Linked DNA regions of Homo sapiens: region 1 is linked to region 2. Evidence: chromatin loops called from intact Hi-C (ENCODE). Cell type or tissue: psoas muscle. All regions are shown on one strand. Links, peaks and the distances in the headings refer to the core of each region. The heading gives the core; the rest is flanking DNA.

Region 1 (16,253 bases), core at 7,056-15,055, 600 kb after region 2:
TCTCCATGTTGGTCAGGCTGGTCTCAAACTCCAGATCTCAGGTGATCCACCGACCTCAGCCTCCCAAAGTTCTGGGATTATAGGCGTGAGCCACTGCGCCCAGCCGTGCTTATCTCTTTTTTTGGCTTTTTTCTTTTGAGACGGAGACTGGCTCTGTCGTCAGGCTGGAGTGCAGTGGCGCGATCTCGGCTCACTGCAACCTCCGCTTCCCAGGTTCAAGTGATTCTCCTGCCTCAGCCTCCGAAGTAGCTAGGACTACAGGTACGTGCCACAATGCCAGCTAATTTTTGTATTTTTAGTAGAGACAGCGTTTCACCATATTGGCCAGGATGGTCTCAATCTCTTGACCTCGTGATCCACCCGCCTCGGCCTCCCAAAGTGCTGGGATTAGAGGCGTGAGCCATCACTCCTGGCCTTTTTTTTTTTTTTTTTTGAGAAGGAGTTTTGCTCTCGTCGCCCAGGCTGGAGTGCAGTGACACGATCTTGACTCACTGCAACCTCCGCCTTCTGGGTTCAAGCAATTCTCCTGCCTCAGCCTCCTAAGTAGCTGGGATTACAGGTGCCCACCACCACACCCAGCTAATTTTTTGTATTTTTAGTAGAGATGGGGTTTCACCATGTTGGGCAGGCTGGTCTCGAATTCCTGACCTCAGATGATCTGCCTGCCTCGACCTCCCAAAATGCTGGGATTACAGGCAGGAGCCACCAAGCTCAGCTTGCTTATCTCTAAAAAAGGAGAATCCTTTGAGCTGGAGCTCAAAAAAATTAAAATCAGGCCAGGCGCGGTGGCTCACACCTGTAATCCCAGTACTCTGGGAGGCCGAGGTGGGCAGATCACGAGGTCAGGAGATTGAGACCAGCCTGGCCAATATGGTGAAACCCCATCTCTACTAAAAAATACAAAAATTAGCTGAGTGTGGTGGCGTGCGCCTGTAGTCCCAGCTACTCGGGTGGCTGAGGCAGGAGAATTGCTGGAACCTGGGAGGTGGAGGTTGCAGTGAGCCGAGATCACACCACTGCACTCCAGCCTGGCGACAGAGCGAGACTCGGTCTAAAAACAAAAAACAAAAAAAAAAAAATTAAAATTAAGAAGGAGAGAAGTTGCACTAGTTTTACCTCAAAGCCCTGTGTGGTCCCCTATCTCTTCCCACCTCCTTGATGGTAGTGCTCCCTAATACTACCTTAAAGTTGGAACTCTGACCAGGACCTGAAATACAGATTTTTTTTTTTAAAGGGGGTTAATTTTATAACACAGAATGTTTTAACTTTTTGTCAAACATCCATTCTCCAATACCAATTCATAGCATGCTCCACCTAGCAAGAAGGTATGGGAGCTCTATTGACTTGTTTGATCCATTCCCAACAGAGGCAATATGAAACGGAAGGATAGGTATGGTAAAAATTTTGGACTTCAAATACTCCTAAAATCAAACCAGAAACATTAAATGCTGAAATAAAACCACCCACATGTAGTCGGATTCATAGATAGAAAAAAAAAAAAAAAAACTACACAATTTCTATTAGAAGCGGATTTTTAAACTAGTAAAAGAGACAAAATGGGCTAAATTCTTAAATCCTATTCCACTTTACAAACTGACCCATAGCATCCTCCTTGGACTTTCCCTGTGTCCATTTCACCCACAACACACATTCCCACATATGCATCCCTTAGAGGAACTGATTTCCTGGAAAGACTACTTAGCCAAGTCCTGAGGTAATCTGTCTAACCTGGTGATTCTCTTGGTTAAGGGATGGATACTCATTTGTCCCTCCTTCCTCCCTTACCACTTTACACATCTCCCTGCTTCATTCTGCTCCAGGAAAACAGTATTTATCATTCTAGCTCCAGGATGAGATCAAACATTTCCACTAGACTTCAAAAATACACATCCATCTATCCATCCATCCATTCATCCATTTATATATATAAATAAATGTCAATGACAAAAAATGTTTTTTTCCACAGCAATTGCTAAAAGTCCGGAAAAAAGATCACCTGTAGACCCAAACTCTAATACTTACGAATGTGTGAAAAATATCACACCAAGTTTAAAAATAACTCTTTAATCATATGCACATAAGGGGAATAAAGGGCAACACCAGGCTGACTCAGGAGGGGAGCAAGATATTCTCCCTTTGTCCCAGTGTCTGCTTGGCACAGTTCTGAGATCACACAAACAAGTGGGAGGGGGTTGGGAAATAGAATAAGTGAGAGGACTGAAGAGACAAAGGCAAGGGAGGAGAGGCAAGGGCTTGCAGTAGTCTCAATCAGTGGACTCTAACACAGATTCACTCAGCGCAAGGTCCCAGTAGTGTTCAGCCCCATGCTTTTTGAAATGCTCACGAGCCATGTTCTCTGTAGGACACTGTTTAAACTTCATCTCTCCAAAGCTCCGGTCTTTGGCTGTACCCTAGAAAAGAGATATATAATAAAAACACTTCAATTTCTTATTTAAATCAGATAATATTCTTTTATAAGAAGACCTAGTAACATTTGTGAGACATGTGCCCAGCTGAACGTGATTTTATGGTTAAAAAAAAATTGTGACCTCCATTTCCTTGGATATTTGTGTTTTTCTGAGACAGAGTCTCGCTCTGTCGCCCAGGCTGGAGTGCAGTGGCACGATCTCGGCTCACTGCAAGCTCCGCCTCCCGGGTTCACACCATTCTCCTGCCTCAGCCTCTGGAGTAGCTGGGACTACAGGCGCCCGCTACCACGCCCAGCTGATTTTTTGTATTTCTAGTAGAGACGGGGTTTCACCGTGTTAGCCAGGATGGTCTCGATCTCCTGACCTCGTGATCCTCCCGCCTCAGCCTCCCAAAGTGCTGGGATTATAGGCGTGAGCCACCGCGCCCGGCCTCCTTGGATATTTGTATGAGATTTTACGAATTCATATGCATAAGGCTTTTAGTTTTTTGAAATGAAGTGAGGAATTATTTGCTCTGGTGCCTGGGTGGAACAGCAAGTCAGGAAGAACTATGGAAGGTGGAATGAGATAAACTTATCTCCTACCAGGCCTTAAGGACTAAATCTGAGCCTTCAAAAAGGCCCCAGAAACTATTTATATAAGCAGGAGGCTTTGGGGCCCAGCAACAAAGAACAACTGGGGGCGGGGAACAGAAGAAGAGCAGGTACCAGCAGAGAATTACAACAGAAAAAGACAGTACTGGGCAGAATGGCATTCTTGCCAAAGTTACCAGCAGCAATGGCAGTCATAAAGCAATACCTCAAGAGGCGTTCAGGGAGTAGACTCCAATAAGGAGGCTGGAGCAGAACTTGGCTTATTTCTGAACATGAGAGACAATTCCTGAAAACTAAATTCCTACAACATTAATACTGGTTCTCTAAGAAGCCGGGACTTTTTCAGTAAGTACTCTTCAGAGATAAATAGAAGAAAATTGAAAGATGAGGGTGCTGAGATATGTGAAGGTAGGGCTGGGCACAGTAGCTCATGCCTATAATCCCAGCACTTTGGGAGGCTGAGGTGGGAGGATCACTCAAGGCTAAGAGTTCAAGACAAGCCTAGGCAACATAGTGAGATCCATTTCTAAAAAAAAAAAAAAAAAAAAAAAAAATTAGCCAGGCACAGTGGTGTGGACCTGAGGTCTCAGATACTTGAGAAGCTGAGACTGGAGGATTGCTTGTCCCTAGGAGTTCAAGGCTGTAGCGAGCTATGACTGCGCCACTGCACACCAGCCTGAGCAATAGAGCAAGACCCTATCTCTAAAAAAAAAAGTTGATTAAAAAAAGATAACAAATATGCAGGTGGGAACTTATAAAACAGAGAACAAATACTATGGTTATTATCATCTAATTTGTATGCATAAATTGAAGAATCTGGGATAAGGCAGGATACATGAAAACCTTTTTTTTTAATTTTTATTTTTTGATTGCTCCTTCAGAAGAAAAACTATTAATAGCAATTACCTATAAAGACTGGTCTGAAGAGATCAGCGAATAGGAAGAGACTTTTGTTTTGAGACACAGTCTCGCACTGTCACCCAGGCTGGAGTGCAATGGTGCGATCTCGGCTCACTGCAACCTCCGCTTCCCAGATTCAAGCGATTCTCCTGCCTCAGCCTCCCAAGTAGCTGGGATTATAGGCACTGGCCACCACGCCCCACTAATTTTTGTATTTTTAGTAGAGACTGGGTTTCACCATGTTGGCCAGGTTAGTCTCGAATTCCTGACCTCGTAATCCGCCCACCTCAGCCTCCCAAAGTGTTGGGAGTATAGGCATGAGCCACTGCACCTGGCCTGAGACTTTTTCTTTTTTTTTTTTAAGACAGGGTTTCACTCTGGTGCCCAGGCTGGAGTGCAGTGGCATAGTCACAGCTCACTGCAGCTTCAAACTCCAAAGCTGAAGCAATCTTCCCACCTCAGCCTCTCAAGTAGCTGGGACTACAGGCAGACGCCACCAGGCCAGGCTAATTTTTGTATTTTTTGTAGAGACGGGGTTTCGCCATATTGCCCAGGCTGGTCTTGAACTCCTGAGCTCAAGTGATCCAACCACCTCATCCTCCCAAAGTGCTGGGATTATAGGCGTGAGCCACTGTGCTGGGTCTCAGTAAGTACTCTTCTGTATAATTAGAATTTGTTTCTAATCTTAATAAACATTTACTACTTTTGTAATAATGTACCACTTTTATAATAAAGAATTCATTAATAGAAATAAGCACATTTTACTGCTCGCTTCAGCAGCACATATACTAGAAATAAGCACATTTTAAAAATAGAAGATATATGGCCGGGCGCAGTGACTCATGCCTGTAATCCCAGCACTTTGGGAGGCCAAGGCAGTCGGACCTCAGGTCAGGAGTTCGAGACCAGCTTGACCAATATGGCGAAACCCCGTCTCTACTAAAAATACAAAATTAGCCAGGCGTGGTGGCTCATGCCTGTAATTCCAGCTACTCGGGAGGCCGAGGCAGGAGAATCACTTGAACCCAGGAGGCGGTGGTTGCGGTGAGCTGAGATTGCACCATTGCACTCCAGCCTGGGTAACAAGGGCAAAACTCTCTCAAAAAAAAAAAAAAAGAAATGGAGGGGCTGGGCACAGTGGCTCATGCCTGTAATCCCAGCACTTTGGGAGGCCGAGGCAGGCGGATCACCTGAGGTTGGGAGTTCAAGACCAGCCTGACCAACATGGAGAAACCCTGTCTCTACTATAAATACAAAAATTAGTCGGGCATGGTGGCGTGCACCTGTAATCCCAGCTACTTGGGAGGCTGAGGCAGGAGAATCGTTTGAACCTGGGAGGTAGAGGTTGCGGTGAGCCGAGATCACGCCATCGCACTCCAGCCTGGGCAACAAGAGCAACAAGAGCGAAACTCCATACCGCCCCCCGCCCCCCCGCCCCCAAAAAAAGATATACATGTACTATACCTAAAAGCAAACATGAAAACATTAATACTGGTTTTAATACTGGTTCTCTAAGAAGGCTTCAGGGGTTAAAGAACTAGATAACCATAAAAAATATTCCACTTGAAGAGTGATTCAGTCACATTTTATGAAGCACTATCACATAATTATCTAATTTCATTCTCAAAAACTTGACAATATAGAGAACAATAGCTAAGGCAACAGAATTTGACATTAAGTGTCTTGCCCAGATTGCACAGCTAATAAGCAGCACTGCCCAGCCTCCTAACTTTATATTCTTAAGTCTAGTACTTCCTTCACTATATCCAAAGGTAAATCCAACAACAATTCATTCCCGTTTCCAAGTCTCATATTCATGACTGTGAAATAAATAATTTTCGGTAGAGAATTTGTATTCCTGCTACCAGCAGCACTGTCCACGCACTTCCCCAGATAGCATATACTAAATACTCACGAATTTAATTAAACAGATGATCAGGAAGAATTTACTGCCAACCATTTAAAAATGGATTCCAAAAAGAAACATAAATTATTTAAAACATTATTCACTGATTACATCTTACATTCCATTGCTCCACTCAAATAGTATAAATATTCAGGAGTTGGCTAAAGTTTTACAATGTTTTACAAAGGATCACCTACCTCCCAGACTAGTACACATTTGTTGGTTTTCTTCACAGCTTCCTCATCAGACTCCTCATCATCTGGAAGAGAAATCTTGTTACAGACTTAGACTTGAGATTCAGGTTCTAAACAAATAATATTCAAGTCTACCCAAACTCTCTAAAATATTATCACCCTTTTTATGTGTTGGACCAAGTGTTCTCTTTTCTGTTGCTCTTTATTTTCCCCAAATTAGACTTGAAGCTCCAAGTAGGCAGTAATATTAATTGATACAATTAGCATTTACATAGCACTTGTTATGAATCAAGAGCTCCACCAGGTACTGGGAATAAGGAAATAAAAGACAAGCAGTCAAGAATAAAAACTTGTCCTAGGCACTTTGGGAGGCAGGCTTCATATGTCAACATCATATATTACTCTCAAAAAACTTTCACCCAATGGAGGAGGAGGGCAGATATACCAAATCAAAATTATCGGCCAGCGTGGTGGCTCACGCCTGTAATCCTAGCGCTTTGGGAGGCTGAGGTGAGTGGATCACCTGAGGTCAAGAGTTTGAGACCAGCCTAGCCAACATGGCGAAACCTCATCTCTACTAAAAATACAAAAATTAGCCAGGTGTGGTGGCAGGTGCCTGTAATCCGAGCTTATCAGGAGGCCGAGGCAGGAGAATCACTTGAACCTGGGAGGCGGAGGCTGCAGTGAGCCAAGATGGTGCCACTGCACTCCAGCCTGGGCAAAAGAGCAAAGACTCCATCTCAAAAAAAAAAAAAAAAAAATGCACGTGTAGAACAAAATATTTTTTATTCTCAGGTATCTTAAGATGAACTCTCTGCAGATTTTATTTATATTTTTATTTTTTTGAGACGGAGTCTTGCTCTGTCACTCAGGCTGGAGTGAAGTGGTATGATCTCAGCTCACTGCAACCGCTTCCTGGGTTCAAGTGATTCTCCTGCCTAGGCCTCCCGAGTAGCTGGGATTACAGGCGCACGCTGCCACGCCCAGCTCATTTTTGTATTTTTTAGTAGAGACGGGGTTTCACCATGTCAGGCTGGTCTCAAACTCCTGACCTCAGGTGATCCACCCGCCTCGGCCTCCCAAAGTGCTGGGATTACAGGCATAAGCCATCACACCAGGCCTCTCTGCAGATTTTAAATGCTAATCCAGGTGTTCAAAGATGAGAAGAATGAACACTAATGGGAGTATGATGGCCAGAAGAATGTCTGGCCTTCAAATATAGACAGACAGTCCTTGACTTACAATTTTTTGCCTTGAGTATAGTGTGAAAGTGATAAATATTTAGTAGAAAATGTACTTCAAATTTTAAATTTTGAGATTTTCCTGGGCTAGCAATATGCAGTAAAATACTCTTACATGAGATAAAAATAGGCTTTGTGTTAGATGATTTTGCCCAACTGTAGGCTAATCTAAGTATTCTGAGAAAGTATAAGGAAGGCTAGGCTGTTATGATGTCCTGTAGGTCAGATGTATTAAATGCATTTTTTTTTTTTTGAGATGGAGTCTTGCTCTGTCGCTTAGGCTGCAGTGCAGTGGTGCGATCACAGCTTACTGCAACCTCCGCCTGCCAGGTTCAAGCGATTCTCCTGCCTCAGCCTCCCGAGTAGCTGGGATTACAGAGGTCCACCACCACGCCCCGAATTTTTGTGTTTTCAGTAGAGACGGGGTTTCACCATGTTGGCCAGGCTGTTACGAACTCCTGACCTCAAATGATCTGCTCGCCTCGGCCTCCCAAAGTGCTCAGATTATAAGTGTGAGCCACCGTGCCTGGCCTTAAATGCATTTTTGACTTAACAATATTTTCAATTTATCTCAGGTTTATTGGAACTAACCCCATCATTAAGTTGAAGAGCATATGTGTGAGTATGTACATGTACATGTATGTGTGTGTATTGTGTGTATGTGTATGTGTGTGTACATGTGTGTATGTATGTGTGTGTGTGTGTATGTATGTGTATGTGTGTATATATATATATCAGACAAAAGAAATAGTTTGATCAAAGCAGAGCTTTTTTGACCTGAAGATCTTTTTGGCTTCAATCCTTAAAAAAAAAAAAATCAAATAATAATATAATATAGACACTGTACACATGAATGTATAGCTTACTAGATTTGCTTTTTCTTTTTTTTGAGACAGGGTCTCATTCTGTCACCCAGGCTGGATTGCAGTGGCACGATCACAGCTTACTGCAGCCTCGACCTCCCCAAGCTCAAGTGATCCTCCCACCTCAGCTTCCTGAGTAGCTGGGAATACAGGTGTGTGCCACCACATCCAGCTAATTTTTGTACTTTTTGTAGATATGGGGTTTCACCACGTTGTTTGCCCAGGCTGGTCTCGAACTCCTGGCCTCAGGCAATCTGCCCGCCTCAGCCTCCCAAAGTGCTAGGATTACAGGCATGAGCCACCATGCCTAGCTGCTTGCTGAATTTTCAAATACTGAATAAATTCATGTAACCGGTACTCAGATCCAGGACAGACACAGAAACCAGCTGGTAGAAAAGCCTTAAATGATAGGCAAAAAAATAGCTTTACCATTCATGCATATAATCATGTAGTAAATATTGTATGAATGTCTAGGAGGCTCAAAGTCTAAACGGGTCTTTCTAAAATTCCTGAACACTATCTAGTGTTATCAAGAGTGTCACAGGGAGGAAATAAGATGAACGGACAGATGCACCATCCCCACCTCCCATAGCTCTCCCCCTTAATCCCCTCTAACCCCCATTCACCATCTCCCTTTGTGTTAGATGTCTGTTCATCCCACTTTATCCGATGCAGCATAAGACGCTTAAATTTCTTCTGGGCCTTGGGGCCTGGAAACAGAGAAGAATAATTTTGCCAGAACTGTGGAAGATGATGGGGTAGAAAGAACCTCTGAGCTCAGACATTAATGTGGTAGTTGAAGCAATCTCAGGAACCACATCTTAGGGCCTTCTACTCCAAAAAACACAGAAGCAGAGACCTAGCATATTATATCAGGTATGGCACTAAAATACGATCTTTTTCTCCTTTCTCCCCACAATGCTAATCACTCTAAGCCTAGGGTTGTCTGGGGACAGTCTCCCTCAAGTTTTTCAGACTCACCCCCTTCCACTACTACCACGTTGACATCCTTGTGCAGTACCACCACCCCTGTCAGGTACAGTTGCCCAGCATTGGCTTCAATCTTGAACTTCTTGGCTGGGTTGCTCAAATTTCGAACTCTGGAGAAGGGAAAGTTTAGTTATGTCTTCCATTTTAGCATCAGCAGCTGCCTGAATGGAGTGGCAAGTAAAAAGATGAATCCAAAATGGTTTCCTCTCTATAAACAAAGGCCTCTGGAGTAAACAAATAGATGAATGCTTAAAAGGTAGAGTTGATGAGTCTAGAAATATTTCCACACTCTTACATTTCTTCAAAGTCTAGCACTTTACATTAACCATTACATTACTAACCAAAGTTTACTCTAAGAGTCAGGGAGAGGTATTTACTATCATCCAAAAATACTTACAATCTCATTGTTCTTGACAATGTAAAGACCTACAGACTTTTTGTCCTCTAGACCCTTAGACTCTTATAATATAGGATTACTTGGCTGGGTGCGGTGGCTCATGCCTGTAATCCCAGCACTTTGGGAGGCCAAAGTGGGCAGATCACGAGGTCAGGAGTTTAAGACCAGCCTGGCCAACATGGTGAAACCCCATCTCTACTAAAAATACAAAAATTAGCCGGGCGTGGGGGTGCGTGCCTGTAATCCTAGCTACTCAGGAGGCTGAGGCAGGAGAATTGCTTGAACTTGGGAGGCAGAGGTTGCAGTGCGCTGAGATCGCGCCATTGCACTCCTGCCTGGGCAACAAGACTGAAACTCCGTCTCAAAATAAATAAATAAATAAATAAAATATATATATAGGATCACTATATAGGCATGAAAATTTTCTAGGAGGATATGTGAAAAACTGTTAATAGCAATTACCTAAAGAGAGTGGTTCTAAGGGATCAGAGAATAGAAAGGAGACATTTTGAGTAAGTATTCTTCTGTGTTGTCAGACAATTTTTTAAATCTTAATAAGCATTCACTATTTTTGTGATAATGTACCACTTTTATAATAAAGAACTAGTTAATAGAAATAAGCACATTTTAAAAATAGAAGATACACATGTACTCAACATAAAAGAATAAAAACATTAAATCAACACAAAGGTAGAAAAATATTTACAACATATAAAATGCATTTTGGAGTGAGGATGAAACACAGCAATACATCAGGGTAAGGATATGACTACGGAGGAAAGAAAATTTGTAATGCTTCCATGGATGTTGGAAGCAAACTCAGACCATTTAAAAAAAAAAAGATGAAAAAAAAAAGAAATAGGATGATATTTTATAGTTCTCAAAGGACATACAATCTTTAGTTCACATCTTGGCCTGAACAAGTATATTGACTTGTTCAGAACTAATATTCTGGTAAAAAAAAAAAGAAGACTTGAGAGGGAAGAACTGGGTAACCATAAACATAAGTCATTAACTCTCGCTATTTTACAAGATTTACTAGCTCTTGATCCACACTAGGGTCATTAAAAGAGAGTAGGAACTGGTGTTAGGTATGCTTTTAGGCCACAATGATTCTGCCTCAAGCACTTGGAAAATGTTTTAGTAATTCTAAGGGGAAGTTTGGCCCAGTATGGACACCTACCTATATACAGATATGTGTACCCCCTGTGAAATGTCTTCTTTAAGCTTTTTAATTTTCTTGACCTTTCTCTGTTCTGCTGTGAGTTTTCGGGCAGCGTTGGCCTCTTCATGCGCTCTGTCGTGACAGGAAGGACATCCACAAGTGAGAAAGGCATTGAAGATCAGAGGCAGGGCTGAGGGAAAGAGAGAGCAACGGAGAACTCTCCCCTCCCTCCAAATATGGACCCCCCAGAAGAGTTTGGGAAAGGTACTTGCCCGAGGTTTCCACCCAATCCCATGGCACTTACTTCTGTCTTTTTGCCATCTGAGCTCTGACGTGGGCTTCTACCTTCGTGGGGTCTTGAACAGCTTCTGTTCCTAATACTCGCATCAAATTAGAAATTCTCACTGCAGTGAAGAGAGGACAACAATCAGTCTTTGAAGTCACTTCTCCAGCTGGAGTAACTTGTTATTTCTTCCATACCAATTCATATTATTTACCTATTTCAAATCTCTGCTCTAAACTCACTTCCTCCAATAACTCCTATCTTGAAAATCCCATCCAATCACTTCAGCATTTGCAGAAGTTCACACAATTAAGTTGAAGATTGGTATGCATTTACATTATCTGAAAATTTATGAAGGACGTGGAACTTAATTCCTTTCATATTTTTCACACTGATCACAGCATCTAGTGAAAGAGCTTATAAATAATAGTGCTCAGTCAAAATACTGCTGAACGAGAATGTAACTACAGGGTCAAGTTTTTTATCCTGTACTTTCATTGTAAAAATTAAAACATTAAGAATTATGTACATAAAAAGTCTACGCAAATACTGCAACTACTATCTCCATGAATTTCAAGACCTGTATTCTTCCAGGAAAACCAGAGTGTTGTATGATCAGTATGCTTAAAAATAAGCCATAAATGGCCTCTATAATGAATGTGTTGACCTATCTTAATATGAAAAGATGGTAGAAAACTTGGAGAAAAAGGACCCCAAGAATAATTCTTAGAAACAGAAATCACTCAAACACAGAGATGTTAAAGTTCCTCCAGGATTAAAGACATAAACTTGCCACTCTTTTTAACAGAAGAGGCCACTGAGAAATGCACCTTTGGGTTCTGGAGGAGGCATCAGGCCCAGCCTGACTTTTTCTTGTAGTTCCTTCTGTGCTTCCCTCCTTGTTTGTCTCCGAAGTTTTTTCTGTTCCTTCTTGGTAAGATATACTCCCAGAGTAACTGGTGTGTCATTGTCAACTGTCAGGCAGAGATATTAGTATACCAAAGCAGTAAGAATACATATATATATATATATATTTTTTTTTTTTCTCTCTCTCACTCTGTCACCCAGGTTGGAGTGCAATGGCACGATCTCAGCTCACTGTAGCCTCTGCCTCCTGGGTTCAAGTAATTCTCCTGCCTCAGCCTCCCGAGTAGCTAGGATTACAGGCACACGCCACCATGCCTGGCTAATGTTTGTATTTTTAGTAGAGATGGGGTTTCACCATGTTGGCCAGGCATGAGCCACCAGGCCCGGACAGCAATAAAAATATTAAAGAAACCTAGGTAAATATCAATATCATTAAAAGAAACTTTAGGCTGGACACAGTGGCTTATGCCTGTAATTCTAGCACTTTGATAGGCCAAGGTGGGAGGATGGCGTGAGCCCAAGAGTTCGAGACCAGCCTGGACAACCAAGTGAGACCCAACTCTATTATAAACATTTTATGTAAAAAATATATTGAGGCCAGGTGCGGTGGATCACACCTGTAATCCCAGCACTTTGGGAGGCACGGGTGGGCAGATCACGAGGTCAAGAGATCGAGACCAGCCTGGCCAACATGGTGAAACCCTGACTCCACTAAAAATACAAAAATTAGCTGGGCGTGGTGGCACGCACCTGTAGTCCCAGCTACTCGGGAGGCTGAGGCAGGAGAATCACTTGAATCCGGGAGGTGGAGGTTGCAGTGAGCCGAGATTGTGCCACTTGCCACTGCACTCTAGCCTGGCAACACAGCGAGACTCCATTTCAAAAAACATGTGTGTGTGTGTGTGTGTGTATAAACTTTAAATAGAAAATGAAGAAAACTCGTTAATAAGGGATCAGTAAGATTAAAATCAGTTCAGGCCTGGTGCCCGGCAATATGGCTATGTTTTTAAAAAACATTCTTATCTTTCCTTTTGTTGAGACGGAGTCTCGCTCTGCTGCCCAGGCTGGAGTGCAGTGGCGCAATCTCAGCTCACTGCAAGCTCTGCCTCCTGGGTTCACACCATTCTCCTGCCTCAGCCTCCTGAGTAGCTGGGACTACAGGCACCCGCCACCACGTCTGGCTAATTTTTGTATTTTTAGTAGAGACGGGGTTTCACCTTGTTAGCCAGGATGGTGTTGATTTCTTGACCTCGTGATCTGCCCGCCTCGGCCTCCCAAAGTGCTGGGATTACAGGCATGAGCCACCTCGCCTGGCCTCTTATCTTTCTTAAGTAGTGTTCTTAGTTGTTTTCCTTTAAGCTGTTAAACCCCCTCATTCAATGATACCTGGCAAATGTAGAAAACAAAATTAGGGCCAGGTGCGGTGGCTCACGCCGGTAAACCCAGCACTTTGGGAAGCCTAGGTGGGCAGATCACTTGAGGTCAGGAGTTCAAGACAAGCATGACCAACATGGCAAAACCCTGTCTCTACTAAAAGTTCAAAAACTAGCCAGGTGTGGTGGCAGGCACCTATAATCCAAGCTACTCCGGAGGCTAAGGCCGGAGAATAGCTTCAACCCAGGGGGGTGAAAGTTGCAGTGAACGGAGATAGTGCCATTGCACTCCAGCCTGGGTGACAAAAGCGAAACTCCAACTCAAAAAAAAAAAAAAGGCCGGGCGCGGTGGCTCACACCTATAATCCCAGCACTTTGGGAGGCCAAGGCTGGCAGATCACCTGAGGTCAGGAGTTCAAGACCAGCCTGACCAAACATGGTGAAACCCTGTCTCTACTAAAAATACAAAATTAGCTGGGCGTGGTGGCACATGCCTGTAATCCCAGCTACTCAGGAGGCTGAGGCAGGAGAATTGCTTGAACCCAGGAGGCAGAGGTTGTGGTGAGCTGAGATCATGCCGTTGCACTGCAGCCTGGACCACAAGAGCGAAACTCCTCCTCAAAAAAAAAAAAAAAAAAAAAATAGAAGCAACTTTGTTTCCCAGTTTCAACTTTGGGAAACTAACAAAAAGCCCTTTGGAATTAGCATCCCTCACAGTGGGTAGTGGAGCATATCGCATCTAATAACACACCAACCCAAGAGTTTGGCTCTTGCATTTGCATTTAGCTGTGGATGCCACAACAACATGTGGTTCTATAAAAGGAGCAAGCTGAGGGCTCTTTCCTAGGAACAACCAGGGAACTGTAAATGTAAAGCTTCATGAAATTTTGGGTTTTTTTCTTTCTTTCTTTCTTCTTTTTTTTTTTTTTTTTTTTTTGAGACAAGGTCTGGCAGTATCATCCAGGCTGGAGTGCAGCAGCACCATCTCAGCTCACTGCAACTTCCACCTCCCAGGCTCAAGCCATCCTCCACACCTCAGCCTCCCAAGAGGCTGGGACTACAGATGCACACCACCATGCCCGGCTGATTTTTTATTTTTTGTAGAGATGGGGTTTTGCCATGTTGCCTAGATCTCGAACTCCTGAGCTCAAGCAATCTGCCCACCTCAGCCTCCCAAAGTGCAGTGATTACAGGCATAAGCCACCATACCCAGCCAAATTTTTTTTCCTTGAGATGGGTCTCACTGTGTTGCCCAGACTGGTCTTGAATTCTTGGCCTCAAGCAATCCTCCTGCCTTGGCCTCCGAAAGTGTTTGGATTAGAGGCATGAGCCACCATGCTTGGCTGTCTCATGAAATTCTAAGCACAGGAATATGCACTTAAAATGTATGTTCACTGGTCAAACAACAAACTATTGTCAGGAAAAAAACTGAATTAAAAAAAAGAATTACACATGGGTAGTGGCTATTGTATTGAACAGCATAGATACAGAACATGTTCCTCACTGTATAAATTTCCAATGGGTAATGCTGCTCTAGAGACTTGATTCAGGAATCTATACATTACCTGGAGGATTGAGCTGGGCTGGATGTTCAACAAGATTTGTGATTCCAAAATAATCTTCTCTCTTGGGATTTTCCTCTGTACTAAAATTGTAGGAAGAAAAGAAAACACGATATGCGGGTAGAGATGATTCTAAGAGAGGAGTCTCAGAAATACAATGAAAAAACCCACTCTCTATAATGGGTTCTTGTGCTTGATATACCTAAAATAGCATTTAGGTACCTAAAATATATAGTTAAATTACACATAATTTTCATGATGAGAAAACTGAGTCCCTCTATGGTTGAACACACTCTCCACAGCAATCATTCTCAACCTTTTTTCTACCATGCCACAGCTGACAGACGCTATGTTCTCTCATTAGTGACAATAAGTCCCTGGAACAGTGGCTGACAAAGAAGGGGCAACGAAAGGCTAAGACAAAATCTACTAAAGCCATGTATCAGAATGATGGAGCAGGGCCAGGTGATGTGGCTTATGCCTATAATCCCAGCACTTTGGGAGATGAAGGCAGGTGGATCACCTGAGGTCAGGAGTTTGAGACCAGTTTGGCCAAATAGTGAAACTCTTGTCTACTAAAAATATAAAAACTGGCCAGGTGTGGTGGTATTTGCCTGTAGTCCCGGATACTTATGAGGCTGAGCTAGAAGAACTGCTTCAACCCAGGAGACAGAGGTTGCAGCGAGCCGAGATTGTGCAACAGAGTGAGACTCTGTCTTAAAAAAAAAAAAAAAAAAAAAAAACGCCAGGCGTGGTGGCTCATGCCTGTAATCCCAGCCCTTTGGGAGGCTGAGGCGGGTGGATCACCTGAGGTCGGGAATTTGGGACCAGCCTGACCAACATGGAGAAACCTCGTCTCTACTAAAAACACCAAAAATTAGCCAGGCGTGGTGGTGCATGCCTATAATCTCAGCTACTTGGGAGGCTGAGGCAGGAGAATCACTTGAACCCAGGAGGCGGAGGCTGTGGTGAACCAAGATTGCTCCACTGCACTCCAGCCTGGGCAACAAGAGCGAAACTCCGTCTCAGGAAAAAAAAAAAAAAAATGGATGGAGCAGATATATTTAAAGCTCTTCAAATGTGTCTTATATCCTTTTTTTTTTTGAGACAGAGTTTCACCCTGTTGTCCAGGATAGAGTGCAGTGGTCATGATCATAGCTGACTGCAGCACAGACCCTCCTGGGCTCAAGTGATTCTCTCACATCAGCCTCCTGGGTAGCCAGGACTACAGGCACAAGCCACCATGCCCAGCTACTTTTTTTTTTTTTTTAATCTTTGTAGAAACGAGGTCTCACCATATTGCCCAAGCTGGTCTTTAACTCCTGGGCTCAAGCAATCCTTCAGCCCTCAGCCTCCCAAAGTGCTGGAATAACAGGTGTCAGCCACCGAGCCCAGCCTTATATGCTATATTTACTATTATCTCACCTACCAACTAATAATCCTTGCTCTATCACAATGAGATCTTTAGGAAATGTAAACACCTATAATAC
Region 2 (15,126 bases), core at 6,946-14,945:
AGATAGCCACACAAAGAAAAGTGGAAGGATGCCAAGAAGAAGGCACAGCATGTGCAAGTCTCCAGAGGCAGGCTGGAAAACACTGGTTGAACTGGATCCAGGAACTGAAAAATATCAGTGTGGTTGGAATGACTTTGGAGGGAGACAGGAAAGGGCCAAATATATAACCTAAGGTTAAGAGTCAGAATAAAATCCAAACAGCAGAGGGACTATATTATAGAGTTAAGCAGGGGAGTGATATATTATTTGTGATTATTTGAAAATATTTTTATGAAACATTTCAAACGTGTAAAAAAGATATGAACACTCATGTACCACCCAGCATTATCAAATCTAAACGCTATTGTTAGATTCAAAATTTTGTTAATAATTAAAACATACATGATACAGCAATGCAACTAAACAACTGTCTATTCCTTTGTTTAGTTTTTCAATGTTATCAGTACAAATTCATCCTATGATCTCCCCAGTAGTCTCGATCTCCTCTGAATGTATTCAGGCACCTCAGGTTTTCTGTTAAACCAATTTTCCTGAAGAAGTCGCTCCTACAGCATCTGACCTGCTCCTGCAGTGGCTCTTCTCTATGCCTAGTACACAGCTGTCAGCCTGGAAGCCTCTTTCACTGCACTGTCACCTGTCTTCCCCTTTCCTGCCTTTCCCTCTCATTTTTGCAAATATTTCCAGAAACTTTCTGAGAAGGGGAATGATGAAAAACTCTGAGGTACTGCATGTCTAAAAAAATGTATTTAGCCTACTGTAACACCAAATTGATAGTTTGCCCGAGTTTAAAATTCCAGGTTGGAAATAATTTTCCCTTAGAATTCTGAACAGATTCTCCAATTGCTATCTAGCTTCTAGTGCTACTTTCAGGGAAGGCTGAAGTCATTTCAAGTCTATTTTTTAACGTGTTCTATTTCTCTTCTCTAGAAGCTTTTAGGATTTTTTTTTCCCTCAGTGTTCTGACATTTTATGATAATGTCTCTTAATGGGAACCTACCTTTATCCTTCATTATGTTGGGACCTAACTGGCCCTTTCAATTCAGAAACAAAGATCCTTCAATTATGGGACACTTTCTGAATTATTTCACTGATGCTTTTCTCCTCTGTTCTGTTAATTATGTATTCTGATCACTAGGTTTATTAGTTCACGTGTTTATATATACCAGTTTACCATGCTATACCCCACTCTTTTGTTGTCCTCCTCTTGTTTTAGAGATAAGAGTCATGCTCTGTCACCCCAGGCTAGAGTGTAGTGGTGTGATCATAGCTCACTGCAGCCTTGAACTACTGGGCTCAAGTGATCTTTCTGCCTCTGCCTCTCAAGTAGCTGGGACTACAGGCATGCATCTACCATGCCCGGCTAATTTTTTAAAAAATAATTTAGGCTGGGCGCGGTGGCTCACGCCTGTAATCCCAGCACTTTGGGAGGCTGAGGCAGACGGATCATGAGGTCAGGAGATAGAGACCATCCTGGCTAACATGGTGAAACCCTGTCTCTACTAAAAATACAAAAAAGTAGTCAGGCGTGGTGGTGGGCGACTGTAGTCCCAGCTTCTCGGGAGGCTGAGGCAGGAGAATGGCGTGAACCCGGAAGGCGGAGCTTGCAGTGAGCTGAGATCACGCCACTGCACTCCAGCCTGGGCGACAGAGCAAGACTCCATCTAAAAAAAAAAAAAATTTTTTTTTTAATTTTTAAATCATTTTTTTTGAGACGGAGTCTTGTTGTGTTGTCCAGACTGGAGTGCAGTGGTGCAATCTCAGCTTACTGTAATCTCTGCCTCCCAGCTTCAAGCGATTCTCTTGCCTCAGCCTCCCAAATAGCTGAGATTACAGGCGTGCACAATCACGCCTGGCTAATTTTTGTATTTTTATTACAGATGGGGTTTCACCATGTTGGCCAGGCTGTTCTTGAACTCCTGACCTCAGGTGATCCACCCACCTTGGCCTCCCAAAGTGTTGGGATTACAGGCATGAGCCACCGCGCATGGCCAACAATTTTTTTTTTTTTTTGAGATAGAATTTTGCTTTTCTTGCCCAGGCTGGAGTGCAATGGTGCGGTCTTGGCTCACTGCAACCTCCACCTCCTGGGTCCAAGTGATTCTCCTGTCTCAGCCTCCCAAGTAGCTGGGATTACAGGTGCTCGCCACCATCCCTGGCAAGTTTTTTGTATTTTTAGTAGAGATGGGGTTTCACCATATTGGCCAGGCTGGTCTTGAACTCCTGACCTCAAGTGATCTGCCTGCCTCAGCCTCGAAAAGTGCTGGGATTACAGGCGTGAGCCACCACGCCCAGCCCCAACAATTTTTTTTTAGACACAGGGTCTTACTATGTTGCCCAGTCTGGTCTCAAACTCCAGGCCTCAAGTAATCTTTCGGCCTCACCCTCCTCAGTAGCTGTCCTCAACCTCATGCTGGTTCCACCTCCTCTGCTCAACCTTTAAATGTTGGGGCACCCAGGGCTTACTCCTGAGCCGCCTTCTCTATTATCAACATTGTCTCTAGGTGAACTTATTCAGGCTTTAAATACTCCTGTGCTGATGATTCCTAAATTTTTATATCCCACTCTCTCCAGAAATCCCAGTGTCTTCTTGACATTTCTACTTGGATTGCCTGACAGGCATTTCAAACTTTTTGTTTTGTTTTGTTTTCTGAGACTGAGTTTCGCTCTTGTTGCCCAGGCTGGAGTGCAATGGTGCGATCTTAGCTCACCACAACCTCCGCCTCCCAGATTCAAGCAATTCTCCTGCCTCAGCCTCCCGAGTAGCTGAGATTACAGGCATGCGCCACCATGCCCGGCTAATTTTTTTTTTTTGTATTTTTAGTAGAGACGGGATTTCTCCATGTTGGTCAAGGCTGGTCTTGAACTCCCGACCTCAGGTGATCCGCCCGCCTCAGCCTCCCAAAGTGCTGGGATTACAGGCGTGAGCCACTGCGCCCGGCGGCATTTCAAACTTAACATGGCCAAAACAAAAACTGAATTTCACTCAAACCTACTACTCCTTCGGTCTTCCATCTCAGTAAAAAGCACCAACAACCACTAAGATGCTCAAGCCAAAAATTTAGGAATTGTCCTTGATTCTACTCTTTCCCCCCACTCCATAATCTATCCAATTCTGTAGCTCTACCTATTAATACAGCCCAAATCTATCCTTCTTACCTCTACTATCACCTCCATTCTATTGCAAGTCATAGCTGCAACAATGTCTCTCTCTGCTGTACTCCTATAACGATCTCCTAATTGGTCTTCCAAAATCTACTTTTGCCATCCTAAGACCTATGATCTACAAAGAAGCCAGAGTAATCTGAAAAAGGCAGGTCACATCACTTGGCAGCTTAAAATCCTGTAAGAGCACCATGAATTTGATTCTAACTTTTCTTTTTTTTTTTTTAAGGCAGAGTCTCGCTCTTGTCACCCAGGCTGAAGTGCAGTGGCATGATCTTGGCTCACTGCAACCTCTGCCTCCTGGATTCAAGCGATTCTCCTGCCTCAGCCTCCCAAGTAGTTGGGACTGCAGGCACCCGCCACCACCCCCGGCTAATTTTTGTATTTTTAGTAGAGACAGGGTTTCACCAGGTTGGCCAGGCTGGTCTCAAACTCCTGACCTCAGGTGATCCACCCACCTTGGCCTCCGAAAGTGCTGGGATTACAGGTGTGAGCCACTGTGCCAGCCTGATTCTAACTTTTTTCATTCTGATTTACAAAGCCCTATGTAATCAGGTCCCTGCCTACTTCTCCTCTCTGAACACATTTCACTTACAAGTGTAAATCACAATCTGTTAAGACATTCATTTAGCTATGAAATTAAGATAATCTTTTTTTGCAACAGAAAATTGCTAGATACTATTCAATCATTCTATGTCTTCATTTCAAGGAAGGTCCAAGAAAAAAAATGTGTTTTGGAAGTCATGAAATAAGATCTAATTAATAAAATGCCTCATCTGGTATTCTATTTTTGGTTCCAATTTTTAGATTTCTGATGATTTCTATAAGCACAGAAAAACAAGAACATGCTCCTCAGTCTCTCTGAGGTACTGTGCCATTCCTTGACCACTTACCCTGTGGGTAGACACTCTTCTAGTCTCTTGTACTGGTAGCCAGAGTTAGGGTTGATTTGGCCTCCTGGGGTACAGGCTGTAGCCTGGATAGTTAGTTGATGGCAGGCACACTTGGACCTATATGACAGAGGGAAATAAAGGAAAGGAGCGGGGGGATCAGAGAACAAAAATAACACAATACACATGTACCCAAGGTTGCTCAGTGTGGCCATGTCAGACTCCAGCCTCCCTACCTCATAGCTTTCATGGAGGCCTTATAGCAGGAGTTCCAGGTGAGGGAGGAGGTAAAGGAAGATGGGGAAAGCAGTACAGATACAAGGCAAAGGAAGAGGTGAAACAGACACCATAACAAAGTTGGAAGCAGGGGCAGCAATTCCCCCCACCAACTCACTTGTCCCGACACCCATCCTTGCAGTCACAGCCAACCAGAAATTCAGGGCCTGTGTTAATGAAAACACCCTTGCCCGGGATACGTTCCTTGCTGTAGGCCACCTGGGGTGGAGGGGTTGTGTCAATCTCATTGACACAGGATAGGGGAACATCTTCCTTCCCATAAGTGATGTCCAAAATATAGTAAAAAGGCTTATAGGGCTGAAACTTTCGGTCCACAAGAACATATGGATCCAAACAGAACATCTCCAGGAAGAGGAAGTCACAGCCAGTCTCGAAAAGGTAGCGTTCTATCTCCTGCATTGTCCGAAGGCAGAGACCACAAGGTGTCTTATAGATAACATGAAAGCCCATCTTGCGGTTAACTCGACGCCGGGCTGTCATCCGCCGGAAGTCATATAGTAACGGGACCAGCAGAGGGTTCTTGCCCCGGTACTGCTCATTCCTCATAGGTCTGACTCGAGACAGACAGGTATAGCTGCAGACATGAGGTAAGTAGAAAAGCTTCTCCATGGGAGCACGGTAGGAGGGCTCTGCTGGGGCCCGCTCCAGCATGCCATGGAAGACTGGGGGTGCTGGAGGGGCCGGGAGTGCTGAGGGTGCTGGGGCAGAGGCTGTGGAGCCTAAAGGTGATCTGCAAATGAGATGCAAGTGATCAGATCGGAAGGCAACAGGACCTCTGTTTTATAATTAACCCTCCAGGTAGCTAAGCCATTTCTCTCATCTTTCAAACAGCTGTGCTCCTGAAGCTAAAGATGATTCAAGAAAGATCTTCCCTTGCCCTACCAAACCTGGACAATGAAACTCCCTGGTTACTCTTCACTGACTGATAACATCTCTATTTCTCTTTTTTTTTTTGAGACAAGTTTCGCTCTTTTTGCCTAGGCTGGAGTACAATGGCACGATCTTGGCTCACCACAACCTCTGCCTCCTGGGTTCAAGCGATTCTCCTGCCTCAGCGTCCTGAGTAGCTGGGATTACAGGCATGCGCCACCACGCCTGGCTAATTTTGTATTTTTTAGTAGAGACAGGGTTTCTCCATGTTGGCCAGGCTGGTCTCGAACTCCCGACCTCAGGTGATCCACCCGCCTCGGCCTCCCAAAGTGCTGGGATTACAGGCATGAGCCACCGCGCCCGGCCTAACATCTCTATTTCAACAGTATACCTTTTCCTAAAATGTATTTGCCTGTGAATTATGGAAGTAGAATCCAGTCTTCTACCAATGTTTTTTTGGTCTGCTGCGTGTTCTAAAAATGTCCTTACTAACTCCAAGGAAAGAGGCTGTGGTGTTTCCTTTCTATTTTAGCAATGATGGCACCATGTTCAACAAGAAGTTTTAACAAATGGCTTTCAGATGATACCATATTTCCAAGCACCCAGCTTCCAATTCAATTATTCTTACTTTCTATTTCTTAGGAACTTCTATGGGTAAAGCTTCCTTTTCAAGTCCAAACTCCTCACTATCATAAGCTTAAACTAAGCCCTTCGCTTACAGCCAAGGAACCTTCCCCTACACAGTGACCACTCATTGCTATCCTGCCTACAGAGAGCCTCAGATTTTCTCACCTATATGTCTGGTTGATCCCAGGTTTCCCACCAGAGACATTTTCACTGAGTGCAGGAGATGTAGGGGAGGAATGACCAGAGCCCACAGATCCTGGTCGAAAGGACGTGCTCTTTTTGGCTACCTGCTTCCGTGACTGGGCAAGCTGGCTTTCCAAGCTTCTAGGAGATTAGAGAAGAGGGCATATAGTAAGGGATGTGGAAAATATAATATGAAAGAAACTGAAGAAAAAGAAAGAATAACACTCACTCACTGTCACCTGCTTGGGGGGATAGAGGTGGAGCAGGTGGGAAAGGTGGGGCAGGTGGAGCTGTAGGCTGTGGGGGTTCCACTGGCTTGAACTGGGTTCCAGTACCGGTCAGATCCTGTGTGTACTGGACAACAGGGCCTTTGCTCCTCACAGCACCTATAGGAAAAAGGAAATTGAGCACTGAGAAGATGATAGCTATGACGCTTGTATTCAGTCACACATCTGATCCTTAACTTATACAATATAAAAAGGAAGCAATGGCTGGGCGCAGTGGCTCTTGCCTGTAATCCCAGCAGTTTGGGAGGCCGAAGTGGGCAGGTTGCTTGAGGTCATGAGTTTGAGACCAGCCTGGCCAACATGGTGAAACCCCGTCTCTACTAAAAATACAAAAATTAGATGGGCATGGTGGTGCACATCTGTAATTCCAGCTGCTCGGAAGGCGCAGGACAATCACTTGAAACCAGGAGGTGGAGGTTGCAGTGAGCCGAGATCACATCACTGTACTCCAGCCTGGGCAACAGAACAAGACTTCGTCTCAAAAAAAAAAAGCAGCAATGGACACATTTTGAGTAAGTGCTTAGACTCTCAGTTCCCATTATTGACTGGCATGGACGCTGGCATACATTGTTTTTTGACTTAGATAATACTTTTTCTTTTATTAAAGTGAAAGCAAGTTTATTCACAAAGTAAAGGAATAAAAGAATAACGGCCAGGCGCGGTGGCTCATGCCTTTAATCCCAGCACTTTGGGAGGCTGAGGCGGGCAGATCACCTGAGGTCAGGAGTTCAAGACCAGCCTGGCCAACATGGAGAAATCCCGTCTCTACTAACAATACAAAAATTAGCCTGGCATGGTAGCAGTCGCCTGTAACCCCAGTTACTCGGAAGGCTGAGGCAGGAGAATTGCTGGAACCCGGGAGGCGGAGGTTGCAGTGAGCTGAGATGGTGCCACTGCACTCCAGCCTGGGCAAAAGAACCAGACTCCATCTCAAAAAAAAAAAAAAAAAATTGCTACTCTGTCGGCAGAGTAGCCTCTTTTTTTTCTTTTTATAGACAGTGTTCCACTTTGTTACTCAGGCTGAAGTGCAGCGGTGTGACCTTAGCTCATTGTAACCTTGAAATCCTGGGCTTCAAGCAATCCTCCTGCCTCAGCCTCCAGAGTAGCTAAGGCTACAGGTGCACACCACCACACTCAGCATTTTTTTTTTTTAAGAGATAAGAGTCTTTCTATGTTGCCCAGACTGATCTCCAACTCCTGGCCTCAAGTGATACTCCCACCTCAGCCTCCCAAAGTGCTGAGACTACAGACACGAGCCACCATGCTGGGCCTTAGATAAGACTTTATATCTTCCTATCTCAGATGATTTACCTAATTATGTTATACTTTGGGGAAATATTTTCAGAAATATATTCTTTAACCAACTAATTTTGGCAGGAAAAATCAACCAGAAAGTATGACAGTAATATTAAAAAAGAAAACCAAATCTGTTTTTTGTTTGTTTCTGAGACAGGGTCTCGTTCTGTCACCCAGGCTGGAGTGCAGTGGCACGATCTAGCTCACTGCAACCTCGACCTCCTGGCTTCAATTGATCCTCCCACCTCAACTTCTTGAGTAGCCTGGACTACAGCTTAATGCCACTGTACCCAGCTAATTTTTGTGTTTTTTTGTAGAAACAGGGTTTCACCATGTTGCCCAGGCTGGTCTTGAATTCCTCAGCTCAAGCAAACCACCTACCTGTCTCAGCTTCCTAAAGTGTTGGGATTATAGATGTCAGCCACTGTGCCTGGCCAGGTCTGGGTTTTAAAGAAAACTGACTATACGCTGGATGTGGTAGCTCATACTTGTAATCCTAGCACTTTGGGCAGCCGAGGCAGGTAGACAGCTTGAGCCCAGGAGTTCAAGACCAGCCTGGGTAACATATCAAGCCCCGGGTCTATTTAAAAAAAAAAGAAAAAGAAAAAACTAACCATAGATAACACACAAAACTGACAATTCTCATGTGGATAACAGAGGGTAACTACTATCACCCTAACCTAAAGCCAACTGTTTCAGATTTTTATGTGGTTGTTTAGAACAAATTAGAGCCACAGCATGTGGAAGCAGCAGCACAAATTGATCACCATGATTGGAAACAACTCAGGGCACATATCCTGTTTCCAATGAGTATACAGTGTAACCATGCTAATCAAAGGATAGCCATTGTATATAATCTCCTTTGCTGGTTGGCCTGTTTCTTCCTTCCTCCAGGAATCTTTCAGGACATACCCATATTTGGACGTGTCCTGAGCTGTCCTTGCTTCTTCTCCAGTGCAGAGGCTGAGGATGTTTTCATGCTGAACATGGGCTCCAGCCGTGTAGAGCCTCGATAGATCCACTCACATCTTTTGTCATCCTGGGGAATTGAGAGAAAAGAATGAAGGGAAATAGCTTAAAGGCTAGAATCTATCCTGTCCTGTGTAGAGGATATATACCATGTGTCACCTCTGGGAATCCTCCCTGATGAGCCTTAAATTCCTTAGTCTAAGCTAAGCACAGTGGCTCACGCCTGTAGCTTGTAATCCCAGCACTTTGGGAGGCTGAGGCAGGTGGATCACCCGAGGTTGGGAGTTCAAGACCAGCCTGACCAACATGGAGAAACCCCGTCTCTACTAAAAATACAAAATTAGCCGGGTGTGGTGGCGCATGCCTGTAATCCCAGTTACTCGGGAGGCTGAGGCAGGAGAATTGCTTGAACCAGGGAGGCGGAGGTTGTGGTGAGCCGAGACTGCACCATCGTACTCCAGCCTGGGCAACAGGAGCGAAACTCCATCCCCCCCAAAAAAAAATTCCTTATCTACTTAATAAAGTATGTGCCAGGATCCATGATGGGTATCAGGAACACAACAATGAAAAATATATACTCCTTGTTTAAGGAATTACAGGAGCAACAGATATCTATACTGAGTATAAGAGGTATGACAGCTGGGCACAATAGCTCACACCTATAATCCTGGTATGTCGAAAGGATGAGGCAGACAGACTGCTTGAGCTCAGGAGTTCGAGACCAGCCTGGGCAACATGGCGAAACCCGTCTCTACTAAAAATACAAAAATCAGCCAGGTGTGGTGGCATGCACTTGTAGTCACAGCTACTTGGGAGGCTGATGTGGGAGGACCACTTGAACCCTGGAGGTTGAGGCTGCAGTGAGCTGTGATTGCACCACTGCACTCCAGCCTGGGTGGCAGAGTGAGACTGTCTCAAAAAACAAAACAAAACAAAACAAAACAAAACAAAACAGGCCAGGCGTGGTGGCTCACGCCTGTAATCCCAGCACTTTGGGAGGACAAGGCAGGTGGATCACTTGAGGTCAGGAGTTCGGGACCAGCCTGCCAACATGGTGAAACCCCGTCTCTACTAAAAATACAAAAAATTAGCCAGTCCCAGCTACCCGAGAGGCTGAGGCAGGAGAATCACTTGAACCCAGGAGGCGGAAGATGCAGTGAGCCGAGATCGTGCCATTGCACTCTAGCCTGGGCAACAAGAGTGAAACTCCGTCTGAAAACAAAACAAAACACCAAACAAAAAGCATGATAAGGATCATAAGGCCTTAGAAGTAACGGGCTGAGGTAACACCAAGAAGAAATATAACTTCTAATTTCTTCTGGCTACTCTGGGCACACTGCCTATCAGGTAGCCTTGTTCTGCAAGCAGCAGTATTAAAAAATGTTTTTAAAACTTTTAAAAATAAGAAATATGATTCTAAGAAGGGAGAGAGAAGGGAGAAAAGGATGAGTACAAAATACCTAAGAGTTAAACTGAGCCTTGAAAGATAATCAGGACTCCTTGATCCCTCTTCTTCGTCCCACTATCCTACTAAAACCTTAACCCTGGAAAAATGGAATTGGCTGCCCTTTCTGTACCTACACACAATGTGAATACTCCTAAAGAAAAAAAATAAATAAATCAAAACCATGCAGATTCGTATTATAATTCAGATAATTTATTTTCAACAATGACCTGCAGAGGAACAACAAAAAGGGCAAAGTAAAATTTGACCAAAAACAGTGAGAACACATACGAGGATAAGAAAGAGGAAGGCTATGGAATAGCTATAAAACCATCCTCATTACTGCTTCTTAAGTTCCCCCCCCACCAACCTCTGCCTCCAAAATTGTAGAGAAGAACAGTACCAGGAAGAGGATCCTGACTAGGCTGCCATCCACCTCCTCAACTCGGGACTTCCACCACGTGCCTTCCCACTCAGTCTTGATAAGCTGGCCACTCTTGAGCAGTACCATGGGGCGGTTGGGGTAGGCAGTGACATACTCCTCTATGAAGTCACGGCAGGAGATGTCTTCTATGTCCTCCCAAGTCTTTTTCACTGTTTCAAGGAAGAAGTAGAACTGAGAGGGCAGGTAGGGCATGTCTTGATAGGGAAAAGACTTGGCCAGGAGACATTTGATACTTTTTAAGTTGAAAAGGAGAGAAAAAGTAAAATCAGAACCTCAAGGGAAGCAAAGCCAAGACCACCTAAGTAATAAACCTAATGTACAAACTGTACATACTTACAAATCAAGTAAATACTAAATAAGAAATGTACAATATAGGTGATTCACTTATTTTACACAAATGGATGTTTCTCCTCTGGAAAATTCAAGTGGAAATTCTTGCTCACTTGTTGATCAGTCTAGTGGTAAATTTAAAAAGATCAGGTGGCATCATGAAATGAAAAAAATTAGTCCTTCCTTCTCATTCTCTATCAGGTTTTTAAGAGACTCAGAATGTGTTTACTGTCATGTTATGTGTAAACAAAAGTGTTAGTTGATTCTTCTGCAGTTAAAAATGATTGTTTCCATAGGAGTCTGCTCCCAAGCCAGGGTAACAAATATAGTGGACACTATGAGGTTCCATCTAACACAGCTTCTGTGGAAAGCATTATGCAGACTACACATTTATACAAATGTTAGGTGCAGTATGACACTAGGAAAGAAGTAACACCTTTTCCAACGTAACTCACTTAGAAATGAAATTGAAGCACATCTATAACGTGAGCAGTCTACTCAAGGCCATTCATGATCTTCTAGTGTCTCACTCTTTGTCTACAAAGACCCAGTCCTGGAGATGAACAATAAAACTGTATCTCTTTTGGGAGCAAACTGACCTTTGGGAGCAAAAGACATCAACCAAACTTATGCTCTTTGAGACTGAAATACCAAAAACACTAGGGCTTTTCAACTGGATGTCCTAAGAAGAAATACAAGGTAGAGGAGAAAACTGAGCTAAGGAATAAGGGAGAAACACTCACGTGGCCGGCAAATGGGATACAGTTCCGACTGTGTGACATAGGAAGCATAGCCATCATCAAAGAAAATGAGAAACCTATAAAAGAAGAGTGACAGCAGAAAGATCTGGGGGTTATGATATTTAACATGATCCACAGAAATTATTTTATCATAGCTTCTACTTCTCTGGATCACAACACGATGCACTCCAGGGAAGACAATCCAGTCCACTACTTTCTTCCTGTTTTTCTTTCTTCTCAACTTGAGAGTTAGGAGTTCTCCCTTAATTTAACCAATACCTCCCTACTTTTAAAAAAACACATATACATATAAATATTTTTGAGACGGAGTCTCCTTCTGTCGCCCAGGCTGGGGTGCAGTGGTGCAATCTCGGCTCATGGCAACCACTGCCTCCCAGGTTCAAGGAATTCTCCTGCCTCAGCCTCCCAAGTAGCTGGGATTACAGGCATGCGCCACCACACCCAGCTAATTTTTGTATTTTTAGTAGAGACAGGGTTTCACCAGTTGGCCAAGCTGGTCTCGAACTCCTGACCTCAGGTGATTCACTTGCCTTGGCCTCCCAAAGTGCTAAGATTACAGGGATGAGACACTGGGCCCGGCCAAAAAACATATATTCTTTTTCCTCTATCAGATTCCTATGCTGCCAATAACCATTTAGTCTCCATTTCTTTCTTCTGTGTGAATTGTATTCCCCTGACCATTAATCAATCCTCATTATTCTCTTCCTAGTTTTCTCTTTGAGGAAAGAAAAGGAAAAAAAACAGGAGGAGAAAGAGGAAGAAAGAATCACCCACATGACTCCTGTGGTAAAGAAAGAGTAAGGGTTTCAGTCCACTGGGGACTAAGAAGACAAAAGCTAATTGTGGTATCTGGTCTATGGCACGAACAGGGCAGGTGCTGTGCTCCCAGCCTCTACCCCTTTACAGTCCTCTGTCCAGGTACCTGAGCTTGTTTTTGACGTTTGGTGTCTCAGCTACAATGCCAGCATAGAGCCAGACCTGATTCCCATCTTTGTATTTGGCGACCACCCGACTGCCCACATACAGCTTGTCAGCAGGAGGGTGGTAATCATAGGCAATATGGTTCCCCGACAGTAGACTCTTTCCTTTGTTGTCAAATTTCACCTTGTATTTCTTCCCTGGCCCTGAGTAAAAGGGAAAGATAAATCTTTTTAAACACTGCCAGTTTCTGTATAAATCCAGGCTGCTATGTGAGAGACAAATGGGAAGGTTATGGGGAAAAGAAACAATCAGCAGTGGAGGGTGCAGGTTGCCTTTCAGGAGTGGTTCCTCCAAGTTTGCACATACCAACTGTCTGGATGGCAATAAGGGTGCCTTTGTGCCAAGTCTTAGTTCTCTTCTTGCCCAGAATTCGCATGCTGACTATCAGGTCACCATCTTTGCTTAGTTCTCCAGACATCTGACTCAAGGTTCCTATAGAAGAAGCAAAGTTATTCTCAAGAGTTATGACATAGATTCGGTAGAGAACGGGAAGGTAAAGAGGGTAGTATGGTAATTAGGGAAAGTGGGGTAATTTTTTTTTTTTTTTTGAGATGGAGTCTCACTCTGTCACCAGGCTGGAGTGCAGTGGTGCGATCTTGGCTCACTGGAACCTCCGCCTCCCTGGGTTCCAGCGATTCTCCTGCCTCAGCCTCCCGAGTAGCTGGGACTACAGGCACGCAAGGTGGCACCACTACACCCAGCTAATTTTTATATTTTTAGTAGAGACGGGGTTTCACCATGTTAGCCAGGATGGTCTCTATCTTTTGACCTCATGATCCGCCTGCCTCGGTCTCCCAAAGTGCTGGGATTATAGGCATGAGCCACTGTGCCCGGCCAATTTTTTTTTTTTTTTTTGAGATGGAGTCTCGTTCTGTTGCCCAGGCTGGAGTGCAGTGGCATGATCTCGGCTCACTGCAACCTTCACCTTCCGGGTTCAAGCGATTCTCCTGCCTCGGGCTCCTGAGTAGCTGAGATTACAGGCGTGCGCCACCACGCCTGGCTAATTTTTGTATTTTTAATAGAGACAGAGTTTCACCATGTTGGTCAGGCTGGTGTCGAACTCCTGACCTTGTGATCCGCCCACCTCGGCCTCCCAAAGTGCTGGGATTACAGGCGTGAGCCACCGTGCCTGGCCCATCTGGAGAATTTTTAAACATTTTTTTTTGTAGAGATGGGGTTTCACTATGTTGCCGAGGCTGGTCTTTAATGCTGGGCCTCAAGTGATCCTCCTGCCTCAGCCTCCCAAAGCTGCTAGAATTACAGATATGAGCCACCACACCTGGCCTCAAACCTTTTTGTAACAAGAGTCTGAGTGATTCTCTTCTCCCTAATCTCCACCTGGAAGCAGTCATGAGGATGGAAACAGCCTAAATGTAGGACGCTAAAGAGGTATTGAGATAAAACCATCACAGACTGGAAAAATCACCATCAATGTAACTGGGATTTCATAACTACTAAGGATACTGAGTCTGGCATGTCACAAACAATTAGCAGACATAAGACTTAAGACAAAATCTCTGTAAGAATTCACCTCCCATCTGTACCCAGGTATTTCTTGACCCTAACCTTTATGCAGATCCTGGGAACTGCTCTTCTTGTTGACAGCATCCATGAACTTCTGAACATCTTGAGCTGACTTTCTTAAGGCAGCCATAGCTTCACGGAGCTGTAGAAAAGGGGATGAGGAAAACAAGTTTTGAAACAGTAGCATGGGTTACAAATAACTTCAGAATAAGAAACAACTTGTATTTCACAAAACAAAATGGAGTGAGTTATGTTTGGAAGCTTATGGTTACTTTATCTGGCAAAGCTGCCCTTACTCTTTTTTTTTGATATGGAGTTTAGCTATTGTTGCCCAGGCTGGAGTGCAATGGCACAATCTCGGCTCACCATAACCTCCACTTCCTGGGTTCAAGCGATTCTCCTGCCTCAGCCTCCGGAGTAGCTGGAATTACAAGCATGCGCCACCATGCCCAGCTAATTTTTTTTTTTTTTTTGAGATGGAGTCTGGCTCTGTTGCCCAGCCTGGAGTGCAATGGCATGATTTAGGTTCACCGCAACCTCTGCCTCTCGGGTTCAAGCGATTCACCTGTCTCAACCTCCAAAGCAGCTGGGACTACAGGCACGTGCCACCATGCCCAGCTAATTTTTGTATTTTTAGTAGAGACAGGGTTTCACTATGTTAGCCAGGCTGGTCTCAAACTCCTGACCTCGTGTTCCACCCGCCTCAGCCTCCCAAAGTCCTGGGATTACAGGCGTGAGCCACTGTGCCCAGCCTGATTTTGTGTTTTTAGTAGAGATGGGGTTTCTCCATGGTTAGGCTGCTCTTGAACTGCCGACCTAAGGTGATCCACCTGCCTCAGCCTCCCAAAGTGCTGGGATTACAGGCGTAAGCCACCACGCCTAGCCTCTTTTTTTTTTTTTTCTGAGACAGAGTCTTGCTCTGTCCCCCAGGCTAGAGTGCGGTGGTGCGATCTCAGCTCATTGCAACCTCTGCCTCCTGGGTTCCACTGATTCTCCTGTCTCAGCCTCCCAAGCAGCTGGGATTACAGGCATGCACCACCATGCCCAGCTAATTTTTATA

The links. Hi-C counts contacts between places; a loop is a spot of excess contacts. Peaks named below come from ENCODE experiments on the same cell type or tissue, not always from the same donor. Only the 100,000 strongest peaks of a DNase experiment are listed, where the experiment ranks them.
Region 1: a loop joins it to region 2, with 2.9 times the contacts of the local background. A loop is called at or near these places in 2 of 110 quality-filtered maps.

The regions. Positions count from the first base shown.
Region 1 is chr1:150,338,991-150,355,243 of GRCh38, reverse strand. It overlaps PRPF3 (pre-mRNA processing factor 3), which reads right to left. Exons shown (of 16, transcript NM_004698.4): 9 at 14,767-14,846; 10 at 11,792-11,935; 11 at 10,983-11,082; 12 at 10,697-10,810; 13 at 9,108-9,226; 14 at 8,753-8,836; 15 at 6,026-6,087; 16 at 2,011-2,411. The coding sequence ends at 2,265. Among named protein-coding and RNA genes, the nearest start is that of RPRD2, 17 kb to the left of the region's middle. In psoas muscle, for the core only: no CTCF peak of the experiment used is centred there; no DNase peak of the experiment used is centred there.
Region 2 is chr1:150,940,411-150,955,536 of GRCh38, reverse strand. It overlaps SETDB1 (SET domain bifurcated histone lysine methyltransferase 1), which reads right to left. Exons shown (of 22, transcript NM_001366418.1): 5 at 14,109-14,208; 6 at 12,849-12,974; 7 at 12,484-12,685; 8 at 11,544-11,617; 9 at 10,429-10,619; 10 at 8,525-8,651; 11 at 6,259-6,415; 12 at 6,012-6,170; 13 at 4,447-5,079; 14 at 4,056-4,172. Among named protein-coding and RNA genes, the nearest start is that of SETDB1, 22 kb to the right of the region's middle. RefSeq lists cis regulatory regions at 5,501, 11,356, 14,871 and enhancers at 5,429-5,573, 11,284-11,428, 14,799-14,943. In psoas muscle, for the core only: no CTCF peak of the experiment used is centred there; no DNase peak of the experiment used is centred there.